Regions from separate parts of the Mus musculus genome. Here region 1 is linked to region 2. Evidence: chromatin loops called from intact Hi-C (ENCODE). Cell type or tissue: left cerebral cortex. All regions are shown on one strand. Links, peaks and the distances in the headings refer to the core of each region. The heading gives the core; the rest is flanking DNA. Region 1 has its middle 20 kb from the start of Gm40557. Region 2 overlaps Gm10432 (predicted gene 10432).

The links. A loop is a pair of places that touch in the nucleus more often than their neighbours do. Peaks named below come from ENCODE experiments on the same cell type or tissue, not always from the same donor. Only the 100,000 strongest peaks of a DNase experiment are listed, where the experiment ranks them.
Region 1: it touches region 2 in a loop (6-fold over the local background); 2 of 42 quality-filtered maps call a loop at or near these places.

Annotation. Positions count from the first base shown.
Region 1 is chr12:100,216,103-100,227,984 of GRCm38, forward strand. No RefSeq gene overlaps it. Among named protein-coding and RNA genes, the nearest start is that of Gm40557, 20 kb to the right of the region's middle. In left cerebral cortex, for the core only: a CTCF peak has its summit at 5,644; DNase peaks (open chromatin) are centred at 4,022, 5,625, 5,814, 6,270 and 4 more places; H3K4me3 peaks cover 585 bases; H3K27ac peaks cover 5,408 bases.
Region 2 is chr12:100,285,281-100,297,162 of GRCm38, forward strand. It overlaps Gm10432 (predicted gene 10432), which reads left to right. Exons shown (of 4, transcript NR_045741.1): 2 at 4,945-5,144; 3 at 10,349-10,450; 4 at 11,224-11,882. Among named protein-coding and RNA genes, the nearest start is that of Gm10432, 15 kb to the left of the region's middle. In left cerebral cortex, for the core only: no CTCF peak of the experiment used is centred there; DNase peaks (open chromatin) are centred at 2,585, 4,482, 4,938, 5,706 and 2 more places; H3K27ac peaks cover 5,061 bases.

The DNA of each region.
Region 1 (11,882 bases), core at 2,479-10,478, 68 kb before region 2:
CAGAGAATGTAAGGATGGAACCAAGACTCGTGTTCAAAGACATGGGATGTTTAAAGAAAAAGCCTGATGTGAAATTAAATTGAATAATAAAATTGAATAATGGGGTTGTGCCCTCTGGGAAAGACCCCACCCAGCTAAGCTTTCAACTTGTAAAAAGGAAATGCTCTGGAATATTCTGCTCCTAAAGCAAAACAAATCTTATTTAAAAAAAAAAAAAATCAACAAATCAAAGCTCATGCAGAGTCTGTCCTAAGCAGGCAGCATTAAGTTAACAATATTGGCCATTTGGCTCTGGCTTTGGGGTCATGAAGGATAGATACAGATACATGAAGGATGATACAAAGGGGCTGTGGAATCTTTCTCCATGGTTAAGGAAAGCCATTGAGGCCAGGTGTGTGTGTGTGTGTTCCCCTGCATGGAAGTCTAGAGAAGCCATTGTATCAATCAGTAAAGGTGAGGCTTAAATTATATTGGAGACTTCAAGATGTTGGAGTAGCCAGAGCCATGGCGATGTCTGCAGTTAGGGAATGGGAACAGCCCACAAGAGAGAGTCAGCAAAGCTGGACGGTTGAGCCATCTAAGCTCTTTGATAGCAGACATGGAGTTAGAGGATTTGGAGTTTACCCTGCTGGGTTTTAGACTTGCTTTGACCCACCATTTCCTCCCTGTGTCCCTGTTCCTCCTTTTTGCTACGGTGTTGTATATTCAGCACCGTTGTATGCTGGGAGTGTGTAAATTGCCTTTTTTTTTTTTTCAGGAGGTAACAGTGAAGAGATTGTTGTGAGTCTCAAACGATACTTTGGGCTCTTAAACAGTCTTGAGACTGAAAGACTATGAGGAGTTTTGAACTTGGACTAAATTCATTTTGCATTGTGATGTGGCCACAAACCCGTCGGGGCCAGGAAGTAGAATGTAGTTTGAGTGGCCCCAGGCTCATCTGTTTCATGGAAATATTTGGGAAGTATTAGAAGGTGTGGTCTTGTTGGAGGCGGTGGGCCTACTAAGGGTGGGCTTTGAGATTTCAGAAGCCCACATCATTTCCAGTTAGCTATCTCTGTCTGTCTCTGTCTGTCTCTGTTGCAGGATTTTCCCTGTCCAATCACATTAGGGCAGTGGGAGGCCTGTGATTGGACAGAGAAAGGGGAGGTGGAGCTAAGAGTTGCAGAGAGAGGGAGCTGAGTAGGAGAAGAGCCAAGATGGCTTCAGATGTGTACCCGTGTGGGTACACATAGCCACCACAAGTAGCTATGATTTCACAAGGTTAGAAATATTGGGATAAAGCTTTATCATTATCAATTGGCTTTGAAATCATTGTGTTGGCATCTTGTAAATTGTGATATTATTGATACATAAATCTGATTGGTTAATTAAGCTTTAAGAGTTACGATTCTACCAGGGTTCTAGGTATTATGTTATCAAACCATGAGGTCGGTGGATCTATTTGATTACTGGAGTGTGGAACCTCCAATTACAGGGGATTCTAGCAGAGAGGAACTAGTGGCTCACGGGTCAAGCGAGTCAAATGCTGCGGGAGCGCACAGGAGCATGGTCCGGTCCCGCCGAGAGCTGGCAGATTCAATTTTTTTATTTTTCCCACAACACCTCTCTCTCTCTCTCTCTCTCTCTCTCTCTCTCTCTCTCTCTCTCTCTCTCTCTCCCTCTGCCTGCCTGCCTGCCTGCCTGCCTGCCTTGGCTCTGTCTTTCTCTCTCTCTTTGCCTGGTGCTTGTGAATCAAAGGTAAGTTCTTAGGTACTGTTCCAGAGTCATGCCTGTTTTCCTGCTGCCATGTTCCCTGACGCGATGGTCATGGATTCTACTGCCCTCTGGAGCTGTGATTCCCGATTAAATGCTTTCTTTTGTAAGTTGTCCAAGTCATGGTGTTTTGTCGTGGCAGTAAAAATGACTATGGCAGTGAGGGAATTGTATTCTTGTGATTTGTCCTCAGGTTTGAAGTTTACAATGTTCAAAGGTCTAAATTACTGTATTTCAAAATCCTGGAAGGCACGTCTCTATTGTTTAAGGAGCTTTGCTTTTTGTTTAATAGAAACAAAATTATTCAACCCAACTGAATGGGTCAATAAGAAATCCTAATGAAAATCTATAAGATGTTTAAGATTGAATGAAAGAAGTCTGCAGGGGCTGGAGAGATGGCTTAGTGGTTAAGAGCAGATTGCTCTTTCAGAGGTTCTGAGTTCACTTCCCAGCAATCACATGGTGGCTCACAACTATCTGTAATGAGATCTGATGCCCCATTACATCGGAATAGGTAATGAAATACATATTCTGAAGATAGCTACAGTGTACTCAAAAATAATTTTTAAAAAAAAAAAAAAAAAGAAGTCTACAGATCAAAACCCAGGTGCAAATAAAAAGTCAACAAAGACAATTCAGAATGGTAAGAAACAGTGTATTGTTTTGTCAGATATTGAAAGTGGGATTACAATATTCTCTAGCAACTCCTTTCCTAAGTAGATGTCTCAAAGAATTGACTGTGTATTTGTAGGTATTTGCATAACCATGTTCATAGGAATATTATTCAAAGCAGTCAAAACCCTATTTTTATGGGCCCAAGTGTCCATTGATGTGGTGTATCTGTGGCATACATGCACGGGGGGCTGGGGATGGAGGTGCGGGTAGGCATATACACACTAGAGTGTTATTTAACCTTTAAAGAAAAGATGTCCTGTCACATGATCTGACATGGAAGAGTCTTGATAATGTTACATGAAAGATGTCAGAAAGGCAAATGCTGTATAATAAGCTCATATACTACTTGTTCATAGTGTTTGTATGAAGTTCATGAGTAATAAACTTATAGACACAGATGAAAGAATGTGCCGTTTCCATATACGCCACTGGCAGGGTGATAGGGAAATCCTGTTGACTTGCCTTACAGCTTCAGTTCTGCAAGATAAAGGACATCCGAGGACAGATGACAGGATGCCCACCAGTGAGAGCATACTCCACTGAACCTGGAACTCACTTTGTAGACCAGGCTGGCCTCGAACTTAGAGATCTGCCTGTCTCTACCTCCCAAGGGATGGAATTGAAGGCATATACTACTATTCACGATTGCCAGCCATATTTTTCTATTATCTTTGGAAGCATCTTCATGTTTCTCAGGACTGGATAACGTTTGATTTTAGACTTGTCAATGTTGAGAAACTCTACCATCATATAAATACATGGTACAAAATAGAAGATGCCTATGCAGGATCATTTCAGAAGCTGTTGGAAACCTTGTCCCAATCCCAAGCCAAGAGTCAGTTAACAGTCTTTGTAATGCCTCAAGCAGCAATTTTAAAAAATTTTAAAATGGAACCTCTTCACACAATCCAATCAAAAGCTATCCAAGTGTGCTGTGTGCTGAGGAATGGTTGTAGGAAAATAGTGTCTGTCCTTGTTTTTCATAATTAAGTCATTATGTTTCTATAAGAGCAGAAAATTTTGTGTGTGCAGTAAAAACAAACAAACAAACAAAAACAAAAAACAAAAAACCCACTGCAATCCATAATATGCAAGAATCAGGAACCTAAACTGAGGCAGTTTGGGAGGTGTTGGTTTAGTGTTGCATGGCGTGATGGCACATACAATGTAAACTGCACATGTGGTATGTTCAGAGCTAAGGCTGCAATGGAATCCTGCAACACACCCAGAGAGAGCCCTGCCAGGAGCACCCCAGATTTGTTGTACGAAAATATGAAATATCTATTTATTTTTACGCAATGAGCCATCTCAATATCCCTCATCAAACTTTTGACTTTGAATTAATTTTAGGTGGTTGTGTGTTTACAAACCTTTTGTTGCTGTTGTTGCTGTTGAGATTTTTTTGTGTGTGTGTGACTCCCACATTCTGTTACAGTGTAAGTAGCTGCATTCTAGACTAACTCAGACGTCTAGCTAGACCAGGCAAGAATTCCTTACCCGCAAAGTCATGAGATAAACGAGTCGTGATTGTTCTAAGCTACTAAACATACAGGTTCATCCTGTTTTGAAGTGATAGATGAAGCTACCAGAACCAAAGACATTCTCCCATTGTTTTGGCTGTATTTATACAGGGCTCAGACACAGTAGAATGTGTAACTAAGGGGCTGGAGGGATGACTCAGCAGTTAGGAGCACTTACTGCTCTTGCAGAGGACCTACACAGCAGCACACACTCATTTGTAACTCCAGTTCCAAGATGTCTGATGCTCTTTCACCTCTTCTGGCCTCTATGGGCAACAGGCACCATGCAAATACACACAGACAGGCACACAGACACACAGACAGACACTAATTCCCAGGAAATAAAAATAAACGAATCTTTAAAGAATGTGTGACTTGCAGGGTGTTAGTGGCAGCAGCACACAGACTTTAATCCCAACACTTGGGAGGCAGAGGCAAGAGGATCTCTGTGAGTTAGAGGAGTTCCAGGGCATGTATGACTCAGTGGCATTTAGTATCACATGCTGAGCAGTCACTATCTCTGTCAAGTTCCAAACATTGTCATCAGTCAGAAGAAAACCTTGTGCTCATCAGAAGTTGGTCCCTAACGCCTCCTCTTGTGGACACCGTGATTTGCCCTTTGCTGCGGATTTACCTATTAAGAACATTTTATTGCCATAAAAGATCACAGTCTGGGCTTCTGCTGTGTGGCTTCCTTCATCCAGCAAGGGTTTTTCAGTGCTGTGCATTACAGGCAAAAGAAGCATACCAGCTTGAACGGTGAGGTTCCCCACAAGATGGCTATGTTGAGGGGCTCCCAGCAGATACACAAGGCTTGTGTCAGAGTGAGGACCCCAGTGTCTGGACTCTGGATTGACCCCCCCCCCAAAAAAACCCCAAAGAAATAGGTACAGGAACCTTACTGTACCAGACGGTGTTTTTTTCTCCCTTGGTGTATGCATTGTTCCCATGGATCCCTGCTAAAGCTCATGCGTCACTGACCACGGAGTAAGGGAGCCCTCCAGGTGGAAGCAATGCACATGCCCACTGATGATACAAAGATGAAGGAAACAAGTCCATCTTTCAATGGATCATCATTTAGTCCTGAAGAGACACAATGTTACTTTTTGGGGGGTGGGGGTTGTTTTGTTTGTTTGTTTGTTTTCGAGACAGGGTTTCTCTGTGTATCCCTGGCTGTCCTGGAACTCACTTTGTAGACCAGGCTGGCCTCGAACTCAGAAGTCCACCTGCCTCTGCCTCCCAAGTGCTGGGATTAAAGACGCCAGCACACCTGGCAAGAAACAATGTTACTTAATAAGAGGCACAACCTTGAAAACATTATGCTGAGTGAAGAAAGCCACGTGCACGCATACACACACACACACACACACACACACACACACACACACACACACACACACACACACACACTGCATGGTAGATTCTATCGCTGTGAACACTGCATGGTAGATTCTATCGCTGTGAAAGATTCTTGGTAGGTAAATCCAGAGCGATCCCCAAAGGCAGTTTCCAGGAGGAGCTGTCCAACAAGGCTCTCTGGTGGTCCAAGCAGTGGGGCCTCGAGCATCCAAGACAGGCATGGCAGAAAGCAGTAGACTGTAGGTGGGAGCAGCCTGTTCTCCACTCCTGCCCTGACACCTCCTGCAGTACTCAGCTAGTTCTCTTCAGCTTCCAGCACACATCCTGCCATCCTGCAGCGCCACTGAAAGCGTCCACAGGCAGATGTGGGAAGAAAGAGGACTGGGACCAATGAGGGGCTTGTTCAGTCTCTAACGTATGTCCCCTTGGGGTCAGAGTCCCAAAAAGCAGTTTCAGATGAGGCTTGTTCCCTCTCCAAGCCTGGACCTTGGAACTCTGATCCAAACATACTCAGGAAGCTAGGACGGCTGCCGAGGTGTCTCCAGAAAACTGAAGAGAGCAAAGAAGACTTGCCAGTTTCCATGGAAACCATCCAAAATTTAAAAGACTAGGAGTTTAATCTCTCTCACACACACCCCTGCCTCTCTCCTCCCTCCCCACCCTCCCCTCTCTCCCCCACTCCACACTCACACACAAATCCCATTGTGCTGCATTATTCTGATGAGACCTTGGCGGGGCTGCCGAGAGGAGTCAGGATTTGGGGCTTTCTGTAGAACACGGAGCCCTAGAATTCATTTTATGGGTTTAAACTAAAGCATGAAGAAACATTTGGAATGCAAAATACCTAAATCCTCTATGCCGCGGAAGATCAAAAAATAAATAAATAAAAGAGGTGAAAGCTTTTTGCTAGATTAAAAGGAAAGAAGATGTGGGGGTGGGGTGAGGAAGGTTGGGAGCCTGTCTCTGGAGCTCAGCTGTCATTCCAGCCCACCCTGTCCAGTGTCTCCTTCTCTGAGGCTGCTGCAGATGACAGGACTGGACCTATTTTATTGCTTAGGTAGGAGACCCAATCAGAGCAAGGGACTAGTCATAAGATGTTCGTTGGGCTTCCGCGAGGGATAGCCTCTGCTGCTGTGGTCTGAAGTTTCTACATGAACAGCATTACCCAACTGGGAACTGGGTGGGGGTAGGGGGTGGGACTGGGAGCATCAAACTGCACATGAACCAAACACAGATTCTCTTGTCGTTACTCCCTAAACAATCCTAACAGCCACTTAGAAAGTATTTATATTGCATTAAAGCATCTAGAGATGGCTCAAAGCACATGCATGTTGTGTGACTAACCACTTTCCATAGGAGCGTTGAGTACTGGGGTTTAAGCATCTGCCTGAACACGCTCGTGCGCGCGCGCGTGTGTGTGTGTGTGTGTGTGTGTGTGTGTGTGTGGTTATCCTGGAACCAGACTCTTGGAAACTGACTTGTGCTGTGAGCCTATACCTGCACTATTTGTTTTTTTTAAACCTTCCGAGCCCTTCCCTCTTTCCCAGACATCTTATCTCATATATTTGCCCTAACTGCCCAGGTCTTGCTGCCCCTCACCTCATCAGTGGTCCATGTATTCCACTGATCAGCCTCTGGCTTTATTCAGTAACTTCATTTTTTTTTATTTTTTATTTTTTTTAAGATAGAGTCTCACTATGTGTATCTCTGAATGGCTGGAACTCACTAATCCAGCTGGCACTGAGCTTACAGAGGTCTAACTAGCTCTGCTACCCGAGAACCACCAGACCTGGCACTATTCTTAGTCCATGGAATATTTCAGCCAGGAAGTCATGCCAATGGATCTAATCCTGCCTCATTTATAAAGAAAATAAAATGATCCTCATTTTCTCAGAGTCCCCACAACAATCCAGCAAGGTCCAAGGCTTTATTACTGTACAAACATGAGCTTGAATCTTGAGAGATTTTCAGTGGCTTGCCCAAGGTCTCATGGCCCTGTACCCACTGTGTTTTCTGTTTTTATTTCTCTTGATGAAGATGAGTCTGAATATGTGTGGGGTGAGCGTGTGTACTTGCCTAGGCCCTGCAAGCCCAGGGTGTCCCTTATCCCACTTGGCTGCTGGTCTCCATGAGGTACCAGCAGGCTTGTAGCTTGGGGATCTTAAACAGCGCATAGCAGGCCAGTCTTGTGTCCCTGACCATGTCAAACCCCAGAGACCTCTTTGAAGTGCCATGACGCTCCAGATGAACAACATAAATTCATGGAAATGTTTCACAAGGGCGTTTTTCCTCTGCCGGTCTCCATTTCCGTGAAAAACACAGCCTTGGAGGTAAACACTGTTTGCTGCAAAAAGGGAGCGAGAACTGATTTCCCTCCACACCCCCAGCCCCCAGCTCTGTTTCCTCTGCCCTTCCGCCCTGCAACATGCAGGGTCCCCCAGAGGCCCAAGCTCCAAAGATGGATGATGGTTGCCCCAGGGACATCTGGAGCCTCAACAGTTTCCAGGTCTCCTCGATGATCACACCATCTGTCCCGGAGAAGCAAAATTGGGGAGGGGCTTTGAGGATAGAAATGGCTGCTTTTAGCCTGAAACCGAGGCTCCATCTCCAGTGGGAAAATAGTCCGTGGGCTTGAACACTGCTTTCTTTTTACCTCCAGATCCTGGAATTTGCTCGTAAACAACACGTTGTCAGCTCAATTTTCTGCTTCTGGAAACTAAATGCTCTGTTAGGACAGATTTGCAAATTTCCAACTGCAGGGAGCCGAGTCAGAGGAACTTCTGTTTGTCTGAGCTTTCTGTTTTATACTTGCAAAATGCTTCAAAACATATTTTATTTTATACCAAAGATCCACACCCCTTCTAAGATCCTACTGGAAACATTCTTTTTGGGGATGGGGAGGGGATAGAGGGAGGAAAGCAGAGGTGGGGTGACCTATGCCGACCCGTGAGGCTGTGGTTTTGGTAGTTCACAGGCTTCTGCCACAGCCTCCCAGGCGCAAAGATTTCGTGCCCCTGACAACAACGTGACCTGCTTTGAGCGACGGCAACAGCATAAAAGTGATGATATACTGGTTCTTTGCCTTCATCCTACAGCTATCTCTATAACAGCAACTTTCTCCAAAAGTCCTGTTAATCCTGAGATTTGCTGGGATTAAACAAAACCAAACCAAACAATTTCACCGTATCGGCTCAAATTTAAAGCAAGCTTTAGTAAACATTAAACATTGATGAAGAGATGGGTTTTGCTCAGGACCATTCCCTAGAATTTTCCAGCTGAATGGCACTATGTGTTGTAGGGGTTTTTAAGAACAAACTTATAGGCCACCATACTCTCCCATGAGGGAGTTGCTATTTTTCAAGAACTACAATTCCCAGCATTCCAGATAGTTATCTTGGTCAGGTAGGGCTTACAGGTTAATTTTGGGCAGAATAGTCCTTTATCCTGGACTTGAGTTTGGGAGTTTGGGAAAGAGGCTCACTTCTGCTGATCTGAAACCCTTTGACTATGAATGGATGTTGGCTTTGTGAACTCTGTTTGGAGGCAGCTTGTTACACAGCATGTTGTGATATTAACTGACCGATGCAAATACTTAGCTGGTGTTCCTTAGGCAGGATGGTTGCTGATGGCACTATTTGTCCAATTTTATTCCTTTAGATTTCCTTTTTCTTTTGTGTCTGGCACTGTGTTGAGTGTTAGGATATTAAAAAAACCAGAAATCAGTAAAATAATAATAATAATAACAATTATTATTATTGTTATTATTAAGCACTTTTTGTTTCTAGAAATTGTGCTTAACTCTTCGTATCTTCCATTTATTCTCATAACATCCCTATGAGGAAACTGAGGAAAACAAGGATTTGAGGATGTAAGTAACCTCGTCCAGATTATCTAGCTCTGATGACCCAGTTCCTGTTCCCAAGAAGCCCGTGACCTGCTGGAGAACATGAGGTTCACGACTGCTTGGTGACTGGGCTGATGGCTGCTGTCCAGGCAGTAGTGAGCAAGCAAAGGCAGGCTGGCAGGTTTGGTAGGAGAACCTGCCTTGCTCCCATCTGTAGGCAGAACCTTTGAGAAGAGGCTGTTGGGGAGTCAGGGGACAGTGAGGTACTGACCTGGCCCTCACTGCATGGAGGTGAACATGCCAGGGACCCCACAGAGCCTTGGGAAAAGTTTCTGAGTTGTACAAGCTTAAGACAGTTTCTGTAGTTCTGAGCCTACCCCTTGCTCCAGCAAGATCTGTGGCCTTGGGTCTGCCCCTTGGAAGCTGCCAAGCAGCACAGACAGGAAGGATCGGAGTCTTACTTAGATGGGTGCTAGCTCTGTCTGAGGTTACCACTTGCTATACCCTAGGTCTTCATCCTGTTCCGCAAACATCAGGGAGGGCTGGTGAGATGGAACGAGCAGTAGGTAAATACACTTGCATCCAAGACTTGCAACCTGAGCTCCATCCCTCGGACCCACATTGGTGGAAGGGGAGAACCAACTCCTGCAAGCTGTCCCCCCACTTCCACATATGTGTCAGGACATGGCATGACCCCCTTCCACACTGAATAAATAAATGTATAAAAGAAAAAGGAAAACAAAAAAAAAAAAAAACACTGGGGAAGGCAGCTCCTGGGATGGGTCCTATCTAAGGAGTAGCCTGGACCCTCTTTATGCATTGAATTGATAGTAATTTGCACCTTTTCACCATGCAAATTACGCGTCACTCTCCTTGAGGTAATTTTGTGGCTCCGGAGGGGAAGCTGGTAGGACTGGTGAGAGGGAGTTTTGAGATTTGTTTTCTTTTCCTGTTCATATTCTAGACGCTGTCTCTACACCCCGCCCCCACCCTCTGTCTGCTTCAGCTCCATCTCCATTTGTATAACTACTCCAGGCTCTTTGGGGCCACCATATGTCTCTTCTTATGCCTCCCTGGAAACTCCATCTTTCTCTGTAGATTCTGCCTGCCTGCCTGCCTGTCTGTCTGCCTGCCTGCCTGTCTGCCTGTCTGTCTGTCTGTGACATTATCTCTTGCTCTTTCTCTCCCCTGCCCCCCCCCACTCCTCTTTAATCAGGAAGAAGAGAGCTGGCTGTTCTGAATGCACAGCTCCTATCTCCTTGCTAATTTCATCACCTCAATTAATCAATCAAAACTCACGTGGGAAGGGGCCAGTCACATGTGCAAGCTGTAGGTCAGTCCTTCAGTCTCATTATCCCCTTTCCTCTCTCCCTCCGAGCAGGAGGTGGCAGCCATCAGTGGCTGGCTTCTCTGTGGGAAACAGCCACTGGAGGCCTTTGCACCACCGTCCCTGCTGTGGACAGCAGCGATGACACAGAAAGTCCCCACAGGCTACAGTAGGGCGTCTGTGATGAACAGAGAGATGTGAAGTTGTTTCCCCTCAGTGTCCACAGACTCTTCCCGGGTGAATCTGAGGAAGGCTGGCCCTGTCTCCATGGTAACTGAGGGTCTGAGGACCAAGTAAAGTGACTCACCATAGGCCACACAAGTGTATTACTGCAGTAGAAGCGTATTCTACTTCTACTGAATGTAGAAGTTAGAAGGACAACCTCACGTATTGTTCCTCGGGCACCTCATTTATTTATTTTAATTTATTAAATTTATATTTAATTATGTATATGTCTGTGTGGGGGTGTGTACACACATTGACTGCAGATGCCCTTGAAGGCCAGAGGCATTGAATCCCCTGGAGATGGAATTACAGGTGGTTGTGCGCCTTCCCAAATGGGTGCCTGGAATCAAAGTCAGGTCCTTTTCGAGGGCGATATGCAGTCTTAGACAGTGAGCCATCTTCCCAGGCCCTCCACCTTGATTTTTGAAACAAGATTTCTTTTCATCCTGGAGCTGGGCACACAGGTTAGATGAGCTAGCCCAACAGCCCGGGCATCCGCTGGTCTCCACCCATCCAACCCTTGGATTATAAAGATATGCCACCACACTCAGATTTCTAATATGAGGCTCAAACTCAGGCACTCGTGTTTGCCAGGCACAAGAACTTTCTCCACTAATCCATTTCTTAGCCCCGGACTGCTTTTGACCCAAACCTTCATTTGCATTTATTGCGCACCAATGGTTTACCAGGTCTGTGACATACTTGGCATTTATTTGGCAGTTGTGTGACTTGAACCTGGCATAAAGTAGGCCCACAAGTGTTTGCTGAATGAATGAAATGGATGAATGAATGAATGCCTTCTCCCAGGGCAGATTTCACAGGTGTACAACCTGAACATCCAACTCAGAAGGACGCACACTTAGCATAATGCCCTGTACCATCGTGAAGATCATGATAACTTTGGCCAAGGCCCTCACATTTGCCTGTCAGGCCCAGATATTTTTGCATCTGGTCCTGTTTCTTCTGGTCCCAGCTTGGACTGGACAGACAAATAGTGAACCCTGGAAAAGGGAATCAAAGTCACCCATTCTTTAAACTGCATCCAGGGCCCAGGCCTGGTCCTTCCCAAGGTAGGATGCATCATATTGTGGCCTCAAGCCTGGCTGGGGACCTATGACAGGTCTACAGACTCCAGTTTCCCTTCAGTTCTTAGAGGTTAAGGGTCTCAGTGTCTTTGGAA
Region 2 (11,882 bases), core at 1,229-9,228:
TGCCTGTTTTCTCAAGGAGACAGGCCATGGGGGCAGCTGCTTGACCACAGAACAATTGTCTTTCCCCTTGGGATTTCCTGGGGCTAAAGCTGTGACCGGTCAGGACCCAGGGCCTAGGCTACCCTGGGGATATGCAAGCCATTCTCCCATATCTGCTGGACGTCTCTATCTTTCAGATCTCATATCTTCTCAGATCTCTTCTTTACAGAGATCTGACCAGGTGGCACCGTGTAAAGGGGACTGTCTTCTCCTGTGCTCCAGCGACCTGTCACTGCCAATGTCCCATTACCTGACGGAGGAGGCGCTAGCTCCTTAACGTCATGCCAATGGCCCAAAGATGTACTGCAGATGTTTGGGGCCTGTCCTTTACACTATGGTAGTGGTTCCCAACTTGTGGTCTCCATCCCCTTGGAAGTTGAACAACCCTTTCACAGGGGGCACCTAAGACCATTGGAAAACATAGACACTTACATTATGATTCATAACAGTAGCAAAGTTATAGTTATGACGTAGCAACAAAATAATTTTATGGTTGGTGGTCAGCAGGACATGAGGAACTGGGACGAGAGGGTTGTAGCATTGGGAAGGTTGAGAACCATTGGACGACGGAATGTTTAGTTAGATGAACCCCTCTACCTACTTGATTCCTGTAGCAGCTCCTGCCATCTGTAACAATCTCAAATGCCATCAGACATTTGTTGCCAAATGACTCTTGGGATGGGAGTCACAATTACCCTAGGTCTGAACCTTGGATCTATGGTAATCTTTGTGACTATCAGCCCCATCTCCAGGGCCTTGCTCATGGAAGGAGAAGATCAGTTACAGGACATTCAGCCCCTGACCGTGTCCCCAGCCGGCTCTGAGCCAGGAAGATAAGCTCATTTTCTGCCTACCTCTGCCGGCTCTTGGTTCTGGTGGGTAAAAAGCCCCAACTTTTTCAGTGAAACCTTTATTTGGCTTAATAGCTGTCCCCACCCACTACATACAGGGATGAGAGCTTCACCAGCATTCTATTGGAGGGGGATTATTCTCAGTGGGTCACCGTTCCCATGTCCCTCATGCTTAGTCACTACACTCTCACAGGTTAGGGCCACTGGAGGGATGGCAAATTATTCTTAACACTATTTTAAGACAGAAGTCTCATGTAGCTCAGGCTAGTCTTGGACTCACTATGTAGCTGGAGATGACCTTGAATGTCTCTACTTTCTGAGTGCTAGGGATACAATTGTTCACCACGGAAGCCAGTTGATGACCAATGGCATTGGGTATTGGAGCCGGCATTTTGAACATGCTAGTCACATGTTCTTCTAACTGGGTCACATCATTAGCCCCCGTATGGCACGTCATTACTATCCAAGTACACGCCGGCGGAACCCCTCTCTCAAAAGGGCACTCCTGGGATAGGATCTGCAGGACCACTGCAATGCTAGCAGAAGCCGTTTGAGGTAGGCAGATGACCCAGGCACAGCTGCTTGGAGGGCCGGTTTCCATGCAGCTACCTTGCTGGAGCTGTCCATGCAGGGACCCAAGGAGCTCCAGGCATTCACAGAGCTAGGGACCCCAAATTTGTATATCTCAGAAGGGCTACGTGCAGAACTCAGAGCTTGGGTACTGGCAGACCCCAGTGAGCTTTCTAACCAAACCAGAGAAGGGACACAATTGTTCACCACGGAAAGGTTGTCACTGTTTCCCGGGGAGGAGATGCTGAACCCAAACAAGTGAGCTTCATGCTCAGGGCCAGCCAAGTTGCCTCTACTCTGCCTTTGGTAACTGAACAATATGATGTTAGAATTTCCATTCTAGAAGGAATGGGCTTAGGCTGTATTCAAGAAATCAGCTTCCTAAATGACTTCCTGCTGATCTGCCCCATGAGGGGCTCCTATTGCCCTGTGAGATCCCAGGAATGAGGCCCATGCTCTGCCTACTGTCTCTGGGAGGGGACTGGGGCTGTTCTATGGCAGTACATTCATCCACAGCATACGCAGAAAGCTGGCTCGTGAGGGTCACAGAAGAGGACAATTGGGAACGCAGCCACTAGGTGTGTCACAGCACCACCAAGGGTGCTGTAGCACTAGTTGTTTAGGCCTGGGGGACAGTGACAGTGTGACCAACATGGGTACAGACCAGGAGAGTAGCCCTCCTTTTGCTTCAAGATAGCGTTTTCAACTTTGGAGGCCCAGCTGCACTGGAATCTCAGATCTCTCCCACCTCCTCAGGGAGTTCGCACCCCTCCCCTCTTCTTTGTCCACTGCCTTCAGACTACCTCTTGGAGGAGGGACAGAGGATGGCACACTGGAGCACAAGTAGTAGACATTTTGGTACCCTCTGCTTTCCACCCCCTAGCCTGCAAACTTGGATTTGCTCAAGGCGGTGAGAAACAATTTGTCCCCACCATGACCACTCTTTGGCCAGATTCTCTGTTTGTCAGACTCCTTTGCAGCTAGCAGAAGCCATTGGCACAACACCAGGCAATGACATATAAGGGAAGGTCTCTGGGAAGACTTCCAGTCCAGAAGGAGGGAGGTTCTGCTTCTCCATGAAGGAGTGTGTGGCAAGAGGGTTTTCTTAAGTTGCCATACTCTTTGTTTATGACGGATTACAGACATAATGTCTGGTGTGACAGCAGTCACCCTACAACCATGTGGCTCCAGCTTAACCCTGAAGATGATGGGCACAGAGATAAGAACCAAATGATCCTGAGGCCACCTACTTGTGGTTCAGTTGGAGTCTCTTACTTGCACACCAGAGAAGCACTGGAATCTGGGTGCGCACAGTGGGTCCTCAGGAAATAGTGGCTGCTGCCACTACGATGTGTGTGCAAGTTGCTTACTCAAGTGAGTGCACGTGGATGATGGATCTGTGGCTTACACACACAAGGACCTCTGGGGTCAGAAGGTCACTTAAGTCCAGGAAGTGTCACTTGGCTCAGGCAAGCGGACCACTCCCTTTGGCTTGCTGAGAGGCAGCTTCCTTGACTGTATGCTGAGAATGAGGGCAAAGTTTCTAGTTAGCACTCTGGGCCTCACACCTCAGAGACAGAGGTGAAACACTGGCCCCATCTGGGGAAACTGAGACTCAAAGGGGCCCATGGAAATGCCAAAGCTGAAAGCCGGGAATGGTGGACCATGTGACCTCACGCAGACTCTATATGTGGGAGGACTGTGTGTGTGCAGAGTTGAGTGTGTGATTGTATAAGGGCATGTGGTCAAGGATGCGTGTGTGTGCAAGTGTGTTTGTGTGTGTGTGTGCAAAGGTGCACATATAGGGCTGTGTATGCAGAGGTATGTGTGCAGGGTTTTATATATGTGTGTATAGACTGTGCATACATGCAAGGGGCCTGTGTATACATAGAGATATGTGTGTACATAGGTAAGTGTGTGTATGTGCATTTATATACAGGAACATACAGGAGTATATATGTAGGATCTGTATATGGGGTGCGTGCATGTGTGCAAGTGCATGTGTGCAATCATGTGTGTATGTGTGAGCGTGAGCAAGGGTGCACCTTAAGTGTGTTTACATGTGTAGGGTGCATGCATGAAGTCACTCCTCTAGTATGGAGACAAACCCTAGAGATCTAGAGACTTCTGCTTTGAGGGTGTCTGTCCTCAGCCCTAGTAGAGTGGAGGCACCTTGTGCATCCTAGGCTCCCAGACTCCTGGCTCCACAGGGCACCCCTGTGCACCTCTGACTCCTCAGAGACCAGCACTCCCCAGGTCTGCATGCTCCCTGAGGCTGCCTCCTGCTCTCTTCAAAACACTACCACCAGCAGCAGCAGCAGCAGCAGCAGCAGCAGCAACACTGGCAGCAGCTGCCCCCTCTTTCTGGGCCAGCCTGGGCCTGACCTGTCCAGCTGCTAAGGCTACCTTTAGTGGATGTGTTTTCTGGGAACCAGACTTCTCCTCCCAGCATCTTCCAGGCTGAGTAGCTGGTCTAGAGGCGTGTGTGTGTGTGTGTGTGTGTGTGTGTGTGTGTGCTGCTCCTCAGAAAGCTTTCCTGAGGTCTGTCAATCAATACCCATCAAACCATGCGGCATCCTCTAGGTTTCACCAGCTGGGCTCATCTGAGGAGTTGGGCTGGGACCTGCAAAGCAGGAAGGCAGGTGAAGGAAGTTCCAGGCTCCTAGAATCCCCTCCTCACAGAGCCTCCTGGCTTCCCAGAGGACAGGATCCACTGGACTTTGAACTCTGGCACATTGGTTGTCCTGTGCTGGCCAGCTCTGGGAAAGCCTCCTAGTCTTACCCCGCAGGAGGTCTAGTTTTTTGTCTTTTTGTTGTTGTTGTTGTTTAACCTCATCCTCAGATCCATCTTTCACCTGTAGTGTGAGGGAGCTCTGACTCTGGGGTCACCAGTCTTCCAGCTACCGGTCCCCCTCACCTTCACAAAAACTCATCTGCCCCCCTCCCACCCAGAAAACTCACCGCCTTGTCCTAGTATCCTCCTTACAGGGAAGCTTTGATCCAGCCTGGGCCCTGCGCCAAAAAGTCATTAAAACAAAGAGCAGCCAAGAAGAGGGGAAAATATCCCTTCTGGCTGGAGAAAGCCAAACACTGTAACACTCCAGGCTCAAGCTCTCCCGGGAGCGGGAGCAGAGCTGAGGGCTCAGGGAGGGTGGGAGTGGGGGCAGGGTACATACAGTGGGAGCTAAAGCAATGGGGGGGGGGGTGTTGTGGGTGGCTCCAAGGCTGACAGGCAGAGTGCAGAGCCTGATTTATGTCTGCTGTGGCCTGGAGAAACACCCTGCCCCTTGGGGGACCATAACCTTGCTGGGTTGGGCACTACAGGGGCTGGCATGGAGTCCCTGGTTCCTGATGTGTCCTGTAGCTAACAGACATTGGGGAGGGAACACTATTGGGGCCACGTGTGTGTTGTAGCTGGCATGAGACTAACAGAGAAACCGAGGTACCATTGGCTCTTCCTGAGTTCTCTGTACCTGTCTTGTAGCTGGCCTGCAGGTCACATGACAGAAGCCTCAGAAAGCCTCACCTCCCTGCCTCGCTGGTGAAACGGATGCTCCGGATGGGAACTCTAGCGGACATGGGAGCCATTGGAGACAGTTCGGGGGACTAGATTCCAAACCTTCTGGCTGCCTCCTGGCTGCGTGCCTGCTATGAACCAAACACAGTGCTTCTTGCGGTGCGGGGGTGGGTTTGGGGCATGGGGAGCACAGGGGGGGGGCGTGGGAGGCTTGGGGTGTGTGGAAAGGCTTGGTGGGCTTGGGGCGGTGTGGGGGTGTGTGGAGAGGCATGGGGGCATGAGGCGAGGTGTGGCGAGGGGAGGGACGTGCGGGGCCTCTCATCATGATCTGATTTGACTTTACAGGGAGCAGTAGTGTGGTGCCTTTATTCCCCCTCAACCCCCAAATCCACAGTGGTGTCAGGTGGAGCCCAGAGGTGGCCTTTGTAGAGCCAAGGTCACACAAGATCCACATCGAAGCCAGGACTGACACACAGGGTGCTTGGGTCTCGTGCTGACAATCATGTGTCTTGGCCAGGACGAAGAGAGGCTGACAGTCCTCTGTTCCCTCCCCACACCTCTGGGGCCTGGTGGGAAAGGGCACAAGAGTACTGCCTGCTGAGTTCTTGTGTGTTGTGCTTGGCACAAGGGCAGGTGTTCAGTGGGCATGGCATTTAGCTGAATGGTAGGCAGGGTCAGCATCATTTTAACAGAGCCTGCTGGCCAAGAGCCCAGGGGAGAACCTGATGTTCGCAGAGACCATGTGGGGACGGATGCTCATGACTGATGCAGAGGCCCACAGAGGGGATCTCAAAGGCAGCATAGCCTAAAGCTGGTCAGAAGAATAGTCTACAGGTTGCAGGAGAGACCCCAGTCTAGAGGCCATGTTGTGGCTGCTGGGGCGCGGTTTCTTGGTTCTGATTGGGTGTAGCGGAGACCAAAGGACTGAGGTGCCCTGTCTGTACCATGGACTGGGCCCTCCTCTCTCTCCCAGCTTCAGGCTTCTCTGGCTTCTTGAGCCTAAAGCTGAAAGCCTATCTTCGTGCCTGTCCTTTGATCTTTCACCCCTCCCCTCGGCTGAACATTTTTAGGGAAGGCTGGGGAAGGGCCATGTGGAACAAAACTCTACTTCCTGTCCTTAGCGAAGCTAGGTACCACCAGAGAAGCCCACTCAGCGTGGGCGCCGTGGTGTGAGTGATAGAAAAGCTAGGCCTTCGGCTTCAGGCTTTGAGCCCATGCTGGTTGCTAGGGTAACTGCAGCCCGTGGCAGGAGGCCTAGCAGCTGAGAGGAGGCGGATACTGGAGTGCTGGGGGGGGGGGGGGAGTCAGCTCAGCCCCCTTCTTTTCTGCTCCAATGGGGGAGTGTGTTGAGCTGGAGTGTGTGTGTGTGTGTGTGTGTGTGTGTGTGTGTGTGTGTGTGTGTAGGCCCAGGGTTAGCGTAGCTTAGCAGCAGTAAAGCTATGTTCTTTTCCAGAGACCTCTTCTTAGAGTAAGTCCACATCAGGAATCCCTTTTATTTTGTTTTGTTTTTGTTGTTGTTTGTTGTTTTGAGACAGAGTCTTACTATGTAGCCCTGGTTGTCCTGGAACCCACTATGTAGACCAGGCTGGTCTTGAACTCACAGAGATCCAACTGACTGTTTCCCAAGTGCTGGGACTAAAGGTATGCCAGACTCTATAAAAGCCTGAGGCATTGAGTGGAAGGGCTTTAATGTGTGAATTTTTTTTTTAATTTTTATCATTTTTTATTAATTTTTTTTACACTCCAGATTTTATTTCCCTCCCAGTCCACCCTCCAACTGTTCCACATCCCATACCTCCTTTGCACCCCCCTGTCTTCACGAGGATGTCCCTACCACCCACTACCCACCTCACCCAAACTTTAAACTCGCTGGGGTCTCCAGTTTCTTGAGGGTTAGATGCGTCTTCTCTGACTAAACCCAGACCCAGCAGTCCACTGCTGTATATGTGCTGGTGGCCTCATCTCAGCTGCTATATACTGCTGTACTTTTATAAATGTATTATTCTGCAGATTTTTGCTTAGTTTCTGAGATTTTTAACATTTGCAAACTACAGTTCTTCTTTGGAACACTATGCCATGATTTCATAGATACATAGGTAGTAACATAATGTGTGAATTTTGAAGGGGTTGTAGTCAGGATTATTAACTATTAAAACAGTCATTAAGCTGTATATGTATGTTGTAGCCATCACCCTGTCTCAAGAGCTGAATAACCTTGTCCCAAGGAAACGTTTGCTTCCAGACCCTGGAGACTGGCTAGGTTATTCCTCCCTCAACTGACAGAAAGGTAGATGTGACACACTGAGTGTGTCAGTGACGCCACTGGAGACTACTTTTGTGCGTATGTCTATATGTATGCATGCAAATTCATGTGTGTGCCATGCAGGTGGAGGCTAGAGGTCCACCTGGGCCATGGACCTTCAGGAGCTGCCCACCTTGGTTTCTGAGGCAGAGTCTTACACTGGGCCTAGGACTCGTCTGGTGAGCTTGAGAGGCTAGGAGTCCTACTGGGTTGGCTTCCTCAGGACTGGGGGTTACAAACTCAACCTACCATACCCAGTGTTTTACATGGGTTCTTGGGATCGAACTCACAGGGCAACAGCCTGATTGACTGAGCCTTCTTTCCAGACCCTGCAATGGGAAGTTTTGAAGTAAGAAAGGCCCAGGCTGTTGGAGGAAATAGAGCAGGGACCATGACTGAGATGTCACTGGCCTCAGTGTCTCTGACTATGAGTGGGTGGAAGGTGGCTGTGATAAACTGGGGGGTGGTTTTCTGTGGTGATAGGCCTGAGGTCATTCTTGTAGGTGTGTCTGCATCTCTTCCAAACCAAAGAACACTCAGACCCACAAGGCCAGTTTCTCTCTCCTGCTTCCCCTGAGAGGCAAAGGGTACCCTCTAGCTGCTTGAGTGGGGGAGCTAGACAGCAAGGGACAGAGCAGGTAGCTGGGGCCAGATTGTGAGAATTTGAAGGTTCTAGATCATTTTGAAATTTAAGTTCTTGGAGTCTTCTCTTTTGGGCTACGGACTCTCAGAGATGAAAACTGGGCCTTCAGGACTGGAAGAGTATCAGGAACACTGTAGGTGCGCAGGAAAGGGACTTCAACACTCAACCATTGGTGTCACCGTCTGGGCCTCTGTCAGGACGACCCAGTGGCTGAGGGGGTCGCTGAAAGAACAGAGGAAGGTCTCCACTCTGGGCTGGCCGTGCCTCTGCTTGGATAAAAACCTATGACATTGGCACGGCCAAGCCTTTGCTTCCCCCATCTGCTGGGCTCCCCAAGGCTGGGGTGTGTCTGCAGAGGCATGGGCAAAGGAACAGACCTGCAAGCTGCTGCCTATTTATCTCCTTGTCGAAGGCTCGCGCCTTGGGCTGGTGTGTTTCTGAGCATCAGGGTTTGCCTGTGAAAGGACAAAAGCTTGATTGTGAAGGAAGAGCTGCTCAACCTTTCATTAGAAATGTCTTCTTTATCCCAGGGGAATCTGACTAATAATGACACCAGTAACCTCCAGGTCCTTACATGGATACTACCCTTCACACATTTCCAGGTCTGCCCACCTCCACCATCTGGCTGGCATGTGCCAGCTCTGGGGACAATAAGACAAGGAAATGGAGACTCCTTTCCAGATAGGGAAACTGAGGTAGTGAGAAACAATGTGGGGTATCCCAGTGCACGGGACCATGGGAGCCCAGCCCTGTGAGAGACAAGGGTGGGGAGGCTGTTGCCCATGTCACTGTGTGCTCCTGGAGGCCTGGCTTTCAGTAAGCTGGGAGACTGGGGTGGCCAGAACAAGCCAAGGGTCCCCATGGGCTCATCCTCGGCCCCGACACAAGCTCCGCCCGGCCGAGCCTTCACTTCCTGAGCTGGCTGCTAGAACAGGCTGGGTTGCTGGAACCCTTCCTAAAAAGGAATCGGGCTGTGGTGGCCCAGGCTATTTTTAGCCAATTGTGTTGAAAATCCCAAGTGCATGTAGCATCATGTGTTTTCTTTTATAGCGGGGAAAATAGGAGATTCCCACACCCTCCCCAAAACGGGTTGTGCCCTTTGAAGGAGTCTCATGTAGACCTCTTACCATAAGAGCCCAGCAAGTAACCCGCCTGTGGCTAACCAGCCTGGGGTTTCTGGGTTCAGGCCTTCTGGTTCACAGAAGCACTACTGCTGACCCAGGTTCTTGGGGAGTATAAGGTATGTGAGGATTAGCTCATGTTTCAAGTGGGGGTTGGACAACTGTCTTTAGCCCCATCTCCTTGTCAGTTCCTATTGTTTTAAAATATTGTTTCAGGGCTAAAGAGATAATTCAATGGTTAAGAGCACTTACTTACTGCTCTTTGAGAGAACTGTGGTTTGGTTTTAAGTACCCCACTTCAGGTGGCTCACAAAGGATCCAGCGCCCTCTTCTGGCCTCTGGGGGCACCTGCACTCATGTGCGCATACCTACACACAAGCACATGCATATACAGAATTAGTAAATCTTCAACTACAACCTTTAAAGGTATAACTGACATCAAAGAACCTGTCCATATTTGCAGTGTCCAGTGTAATATGTGTGGAAATATATCTACTGCTATGAAGCTGTCACCATGATTATGACAGTCAATTTATCCATCACCCCCAAAGTCTTCTTCCTTTTCTGTGACAACTGCCTTGCTGCCCCGGCCACCCTGGGTATGCTCTCAGTGAACGTGGGTTAGCTCCTAGATCCTGGAGTCTGGGAATCAGTGGGGCCACATAGCTTGCTCTAGCTGAATGGCTTCTCTAGCTGGCAGTAGTATCTTGAGATTCAGCCATTTCTTTGCATGTACCTGTCATTCACCCATATATCACCAAGTGTCATCTCATTCCAAAGGCACAGCAAAACTGGTTACCTGTCATCTGTGGGCAGACATGCACAGTGTTTCTATTTGGGGATGTTATATACAGAGTTGTTGGAGGTTTGGGTACCAGCCCTTGGATGGGCATGTATTTCCTTTTCTGTGGGGTAAATGTTCAAGGGATTCTTGGGTCCTTGGGTTTAAGTTTTTTTTTTTTTTTTTTTTTATCTTATTTTATTTTTCTTCTTGAGACAGGGTTTCTCTGTGGAGTCCTGACTGTCCTGGAACCTGCTTTGTAGACCAGGCTGGCCTCGAACTCACAGAGATTAGCTTACCTTTGCCTCCTGAGTGCTGGGATTAAAGGCGTGCGCTGCCGCTGCCACCACCACCCAACAGGTTTTTATCAAACCACCCAAATATTTTCTAAAATGGCAGCACTACTTCACATACAGCTTCAGTACCCTTCCCCTCCGATACTTGCAACTGTCTGTCTTTTTTTTTTCTTTTTTAGTTATTTGCTTATTTTATTTTTATGTACATGCGTTTGTGTGTGCCCACAGCATGCGTGTGGAGGTCAGAGACAACTTGTGGGCGTTGGTTCTTTCCTTCTACCATGAGGGTTCCAGGAATCAAAACGACTTCAAGGATCTCAAGTGACCAAGGTTGGTGACATATGCCTTTACCAGTACAGGACCCTGTCCTGTATTTTCAAACTGACATCCTGAGAGGGTGGAGGGTGGGAGGGGGAGCGAGGCAGCATTGAACTGTGGCTTAGATCTACACTTCCTCCATGACCAGCCACTAGGCATTTCATCACATGGTTGTCACTGATAGCTTTTGCCCTGTTTCCACAGGTAGGTAGGTCATGGATGGGTCACAGGGTCAAGTGTGTTCTGGATAGTGCAGGCAGTCCTGGCCCTGAGTCTCAGGTTTCCCATCTGTAACATGGCAAGGACCCTGAGCTACCTCTTGTACTGTGTTTTATTCACTTGAGTCCATCCTGTCACGCACAGATGACAGATAAGGAATTTTGATCAGAAACACACGCCGGCGCTAGTGAGTTGGCACCTGGAAGTTTGTACTCAGAAGCCTGTGGGTGGGAGACATGTATTAAACTCGCCCAGAGGGTTCGAGGTGTCTGAAATGAAGGGTGATAAGGGTGAGAAGTTTGGGAGTGCTATGGCTTGAACATGCCCTCCAAATGTATGTGTTAGAAATCTGACGGCATGAGAGCAGGGTTAAGAGGCAGGGCCTTTAAAAGATGAGCGCGGTGGGCACTCCTCACTCACGTGTTAATGCTGGCGTGACGGGCGTGAGTTCTTAGAGATGAGTTGGGCTTCTCTTCTATCCTCCCTCCCTGGCTCCTCCATCGTGGGATGATAGAACTAGGGGGTCCTCTCCTGATGCTTCCTCAATCCCACCTTGGATCTCGCAGCTTCTGCAACTGGAGACTTTGCAAATGCAGGAGCCCTGCCACTTCTGGCTTTGGAGATGGAAGGAGGTGTGTGATGAGAGCAGCCCGGAGACTGGGACACTGGGAGGGATGGCTTTTCCCAGTGACACACTCAGATGGACTCCATCTTGCCTTCGCCTTGGTTTTGACTCCATAGAACCTACTTCAGACTTTCCCCAGAGCTGCAAAGGTAGTAAATGGGTGCAGTTTCAAAGTGACCACGCAGCTCTGGGGCATTTGGTTCCAGCAGGAAAAGGACTGTGATATGGTGAGCGTGTATTTTATCATAATAAAAGAGAAACCACACCGTTAAAGCAAAGTGGTAGGCAATTGCCCAGCTCAGTGTGGCTATAAGGGAACTCTGGTAGCAAGCTAACTCAAGAACAGAAAGAGGTTTTATTTTGCTCACAGTTTTGGTGATTCATGGACACGGTGCCTGAACTGGCTCAGGTCCAATGAGGATCTCATGGCAACGGTATGAACACAGCATCTTGAACAGGAAGAGGAGAATGCTGGGTGAGACCACACTGGGGACTAACGAGCCTCTCGTGAGAATTACCAAGGAGGACCAATGGACTGATTTCTCCTGGGCACAACTCTGATGGCCTAAGGCCTTCAATTAGGCCTCTCCTCCAAAGGTT